Regions from separate parts of the Homo sapiens genome. Here region 1 is linked to region 2. The links are chromatin loops, found by intact Hi-C in ENCODE. Cell type or tissue: heart right ventricle. All regions are shown on one strand. Links, peaks and the distances in the headings refer to the core of each region. The heading gives the core; the rest is flanking DNA. Region 1 overlaps CNTNAP2 (contactin associated protein 2). Region 2 overlaps CNTNAP2 (contactin associated protein 2).

Evidence for each region. A loop is a pair of places that touch in the nucleus more often than their neighbours do. Peaks named below come from ENCODE experiments on the same cell type or tissue, not always from the same donor. Only the 100,000 strongest peaks of a DNase experiment are listed, where the experiment ranks them.
Region 1: it touches region 2 in a loop (7-fold over the local background); 16 of 110 quality-filtered maps call a loop at or near these places.

Annotation. Positions count from the first base shown.
Region 1 is chr7:148,240,763-148,243,679 of GRCh38, forward strand. The region is part of intron 20 of CNTNAP2 (contactin associated protein 2); the gene reads left to right. Among named protein-coding and RNA genes, the nearest start is that of C7orf33, 350 kb to the right of the region's middle. In heart right ventricle, for the core only: a CTCF peak has its summit at 1,707 (motif pointing left); a DNase peak (open chromatin) is centred at 1,687; H3K4me3 peaks cover 381 bases; H3K27me3 peaks cover 394 bases.
Region 2 is chr7:148,108,698-148,111,614 of GRCh38, forward strand. The region is part of intron 15 of CNTNAP2 (contactin associated protein 2); the gene reads left to right. Among named protein-coding and RNA genes, the nearest start is that of C7orf33, 480 kb to the right of the region's middle. In heart right ventricle, for the core only: a CTCF peak has its summit at 1,601 (motif pointing right); no DNase peak of the experiment used is centred there; H3K27me3 peaks cover 320 bases.

The DNA of each region.
Region 1 (2,917 bases), core at 271-2,770, 130 kb after region 2:
CAACAGTACAGCCTTCAGTCTGTGGTCGAAGGTCCAAGAGTACCAAAGCTGACGAATTTGGAGTCCAATGTTTGAGGGCAGGAAGCATCCCAGCATGGGAGAAAGATGAAGGCCAGAAGATGCAGCCAGTCCAGTCCTTCCACGTTCCCCTACCTGCTTTTATCCTAGCTGCACTGGCAGCTGATTAGATGGTGCCCACCCAGATTGAGGGTGGGTCTGCCTTTCCCAGTCTACTGACTCAAATGGTAATCTCCTCTGGCAACACCCTCACAGACACACCCAGGAACAATACTTTGCATCCTTCAATTCAACCAAGTTGACAGTCAGTATTAACCATCACACTTACTTAATAGCTCTGTGTTCTCTAGCAAGTTAATGAAATCTCTGTTGACTTAATTTCTAAAATTGGAGTAAGTCCATCTTTTCTAATGCAGTTTGTGTATGTTAAATGGAAATACAAAAAAAAATCTAGCATAGTCTATGACCCAATAAAACGGTAGTTTTCTTCCTTCATTCCCAATTCCCTTCTCTTTCTTAAAAGCAAAAAATAAAATAGCAGATGTCAGGATCAGTACCAACAGGCTCTTTGGGACTATGGTTTCTTTCCATTGATTTGTAGTTCAACCCATTAAGCATATTCTCAGCACCTAGTATATTCCCAGCATGCAGCATGGCTGTTGCCTCCATGAGCCCAGTCCAGTAGAAGAAAGACCATCAGTCATACAGATATGAACCAAGTGCCCATTGAAGTATAAGCTTGTGCTGTGGGAGCACAGAAAAGTAGGGGAATGAATAATCCTGAGGAGGAAAGAGTGGATCAGAGCAGTCTCACAAAGGCATTTGAGCTGTTCCTTCAAGGTTTCCATGGTGGAGGGGGGAGGATCACATTAGCTTATTTATTTTTTACTACAGAGATTCAACATTTGCCCTTCATAAAAATTATACAGAAAATATGTTAAGAAAATAAGTTCTAAGCCATCAAGCCCATCTGATCTGAAACAGAAAAAGACTCATAATGAATATGTCAACACTTCCACATTTTTCATTTGTTTTCTAAAGCAATTTCATCTGCAAATGAATTATGCACTCCAGGGCTAGACAGTACCTCCATTCCTACACTCCAGAAAAATGTGTTTACTTCGTTTTACATTTCATGCAGCTCAGTGGGAAGGCAGTTGCAATGCAATTTCTGATCCAGTTTAGGGTTTGAGATGTCAGTCCTCTCTTTCTTTCTCCAGAATACGGCTAAAGCTTGTAAGACCAAGGTTGGGAGTTCACTTTTTTTTCCTCCAAGTGCATTAAATACATAAATCACCTCTCAAGAAAGAACATAAGGTTCCTGGATTTCTATTTTGTCTGGCATGAAAACTAAAGTCCAATCTGCAAAGCATCATACTGTTATATCCATCTGCAGTGCACTAAAATCACTCTCAAAGATTGTAACTCTTGGAGCAAATTTTTAGCACAATGGGCAGAGCGGGTTGTTTCTTGCCCAGGTAACTGAAGCAGGTTCTTATCTCACCTAAATTCATCTTCTGTCTGAAAAGTAAGTGTATCTCAACATGCGGTTTGAGGTTCTGAAGGGTTCCACGCTGCCCTTCCACTCAGGCAGGGAGAAGTCAGTCCTGGGATTGAGTCTGAAGATTTTGATGGACATGGTCCTGGAGCGAGTTCGGAGCTAGTGTTAAAATGCCCTCTAGTGGTCATTAGCTGTAACCAGTGAGCGTAGGGAAGGGAAAATCTTGTGAAACTGGCTTGGGTGTGGTTTTCTATAAACACCGACCAAAACCAGAGTCCTAGGTTATAGCGCGGGTTACTTGCATCTGTCGCGGATACCGCGATGGCGGTAGGACTTGGTATTACTTATAGAAATGGAAGCTTGCCGTTGCATTCAAAGGGTACAATCCAGGGATTTTTCTTACGCTTTCACATCTCACTGCTCTGTCCCTGAGCCCTGGGCACACACGAGAGTTTCAAGAAGTGTTGACTGAGTGACTGAATACGTGAAGGAATCCAGTTTATGAATCATGGATTCTGTGCACATTCAATGAGCTTGGCTATTTGAAAGTGCACAAATTCTTCCTGCTTTCTGAAGTATTAAATATATTTGATTTGCATCCTTTCCCCAGTGGTCGCTTGGTGAGCTAATAATTGCCTTTCCTCTTATATCTTTGAGCTGAGGAAATATAATCAAAATGTTAAGGAGAGGGGCAACAAACCCCCCCTTTGTGGGTAGAAGAGAAGGTCTGGGCTGGCAGCTCAAGAGAAAAGATGAAGAAAGGACATCCAAAAAGAAGTGGAAGTCAGAGAATGAATAAAACACATGAGCGAATGGCTGCCATCCTATCCGAGCATCCTTCCTGATATTGTCACCCAGGGCCACCAGCAGAGGTTACATGGTGAGAACAGACAGTAGAAATCAGCCCACTCCACCGATCTGACTCCTGGTCTCCTGGGGAAATGGCATTAGGATCTAGGTTACCAACATCATAGCTTCTGCCAGGGCTTGTGTGCTTAACCCCAACAGTGGAACACCACAAATGCACAGGGGCAGTAGCCTCCAACATCCTGACCATCTCTGAGAACCTGTCCTGCTAGCAGAGGGGACAGAGGCTGTACAAATCAGAAAGTTGACGTATTAGTCCATTTTCACGCTGCTGATAAAGACGTACCTGAGACTGCGTAATTTACAAAAGAAAAGGGTTTAATGGAAAAGTCACGGTTCCACATGGCTGGGGAAGTCTCACAATCATGGTGGAAGGCAAGGAGGAGCAAGTCACATCTTACGTGGATGGAGGCAGGCAAGAGAGAGAGCGCTTGTGGAGGGGAATGCCTCTTTTTAAACCCGTCAGATCTCGTGAGACTTATTCACTATCACAAGAACAGCATGAGAAAGACTGGCCCCCATGATTCGATT
Region 2 (2,917 bases), core at 208-2,707:
GCAGGGAATGGGGAGATGGTCAAAGAGTGCAGTTAGGAGGAACATGCTTGGTTGGTTAAGTTGTATTGCACAGCTTGGTGAATGTAGTTAGTAATAGAATATGTATATTTCACAATTGCTAAGGATGAATTTCAAATGTTCTTATCCCCCAAAATGTTAAGTATTTGAGGTGATGGATATGTTAAGTACCTTGATTTAATTATTTCACTTCATATTCATAAATCATAACATCACTTTGTACCCCATGAATTTATACAATTATACATTGTCAATTTATGATTTCTAAAAAAGCATTAGTACCTGTGGTAAATCAGGCTCAGGGGAAAAGCCTCAGGGTTTGTCGTCTTACTGTTCACACATTGAAGGAAAAGAGGCTCCTCTTCCATCTTTCCCCATTCCTTGGCCAAGCCCTTGCACAGGCTGACTGTAAGTGAAATTAAAGAATATCAGTGTAGTAGTAAGTAATCACATTTGTTGATCTTTTGTTTTGTGCCTAGCACTCTGCTAAATGTATTTCATGGGTTATCTCCTGAGATTCTTACCATACCCTATAAAAGAGGTTCCACTGTTATTCTGTTCCTGGACCAAATAGGGTCGAGCTGCTTATTCTCACCACCCAATAAGAGATGCAGATGAACTGGGAAAGAAGAGAGGTGTTTTGTTTTGTTTTGTTTTGTTTTGTTTTGTTTTGTTTTGTTTTGTTTGAGATGGAGTTTCGCTCTTGTTGCCCAGGCTGGAGTACAATGGTGCGATCTCGGCTCACCGCAACCTCCGCTTCCCAGGTTCAAGTGATTCTCCTGCCTCAGCCTCCCAAGTAGCTGGGATTACAGGCATGCACCATCATGCCTGGCTAACTTTGTATTTTTAGTAGAGACAGGGTTTCTCCATGTTGGTCAGGCTGGTTTCAAACTCCCGACCTCAGGTGATCTGCCCGCCTTGGCCTCCCAAAGTGCTGGGATTACAGGCGTTGAGATTCTATTTCTGTAACTGGGTACAGGGAGAACACCTGGAAATTATCGCCAGATCAACTCAAACTTACAAAGTTTTCCAGAGCTTACATACCTTGTAAGCTATATGTCTATGAGTAAGTGTGCATTTATCTAAAGACATAAGTGACTCACTTCTTTTAATTTATAACTAAGATCTGAGTCCTGAAGACCTTCCTCTGGAGCCTCAGTAAATTTACTTAATCTAAATGGGTTCAGATGCTGGACTAATGACCCTTGTCTCCTGCTAAATCATGGAGGTTTGGGGAGTTCCTTCAGACCCCCATTAAACTTGTTTGTGGAGGCCTGGGGAGTTTCTTCAGACCCCCAATGAAACTTGTTTAATCCTAAACAGGTCCTGTTAAGAATTCCTTCATTATCTTGCCATGTTTCAAGGTCCAGAAAAGGCCTAGGCAAACTCTCGGTGGGCTTTTGTTACATCCTAACCTTTGTATAAGGGCACTGCTTCTTTCAGCTTTTAATATTTAACTTAACCATTCAGTCAGTGCTGAAACAGTTGTTATGGAGGCCTGCATTAGTAAGACCTGGTCTGCCACAATTCCACTGTACACATGAGGATTTAGGAAGGCCAAATGATCTGCCTCACGTTGCCCAGTAGGTGGAGATGGTAGAGCCAGAATGGGAACCTGGAGGTCGGCTTCCTCAGCCTGCACACGGAAACAGTGCAGGGAAGCTTCACCAGGTGACAGCCCAGAGCAGCCCAGGGACTCACTTCCTGTCATCACTCCCACCCCCCACCACCTCATCCTGGTAGTACCACCCGCGCCAATGCTTCTAGGGCTCTTGCTGGACCCACAGGTGGACTGTGACTTCAGTCTGTTACCTCCTTCTCTTCATTCTCCACGAAAGAACTTCAGCACATCACAAGTTCAGTTACTTCACTACTGGCAGTAAAGGAAAATCTGTAAGTCCAGGCTGTTGACAGGCAGGTGGGAAGCAAGCTGTGGAGCTCCAAGAGGCCCAGGAACCGGAGGCAGGCAAGGGCCGGGCTCAGAGCCGGAGGAATGGCGGAACGTCTATGTGAGGGTCAGTCACACCCCAGCTCCCCGCTATGACCCTGCCAGTGACTGTCCTACTCTACCCATGCAGGAAGTGGGGGTTCACACTCCAGACACCAGGCACCAAAAAATGGGGGTAAAGCTCCTTAATAAAAACAGAGGAAATTGACTTAATAAGGTTGACCCCTCTCCTTAGCCTTCTTCCTGTCAGCTTCCCAAGCACTGAGCAACAGACATATATTCCTCATGAGGAAAGTAGCGGATTCTTCTCTCAAGATATTGAACATTCAGTGACCAAAACAAGTCACAGATACTGACATTCGGAGTCCCTTCAATGGGACAGGGGACTCTCCATGTGATCATGAAGCCCAAACATCAAATCCACCACCATCCCAGACACACACACTCCAGATTGCAGTCAGCTGTCTAGTACTTGACTGTTCGGTATAAACAGACAGGTGAGAGTCACCAACTATGTAGGATAATGTCAGAGATGTCATAAAAGAAGGGACCCCCAAACTCACAATCCAGGGTAGGGGTGGGTGGCAGGAGGTCTGGGAAGAAACAGAGGCGACAGAGAAAGCAGAAGAAAACTTTTGATAATTAAATTAATATTCTCAGAGAGACAAGAGAAGATATTGAGATATTGCCTCCAAAAAAATTAGAATGGGGTGCTATGAAAAAGGGGACTATCAGAGAACGAGAAATAATACTTGGAAATTTAAAATATGATAGCTGAAATTAAAACACAATGACAGTATTGAAAATAAAGCTGAGGAAATTTCCAAAGAAGTAGAACACAAAGGAAAAAGATCAAAATGTGGAACAAAATTAGAAAAAAAAAAATCTAAAATAAATAGGTGTTTGAGAAAAGGGATCAGAGAAATTATTAAAGTCTCAGACCTCATATGG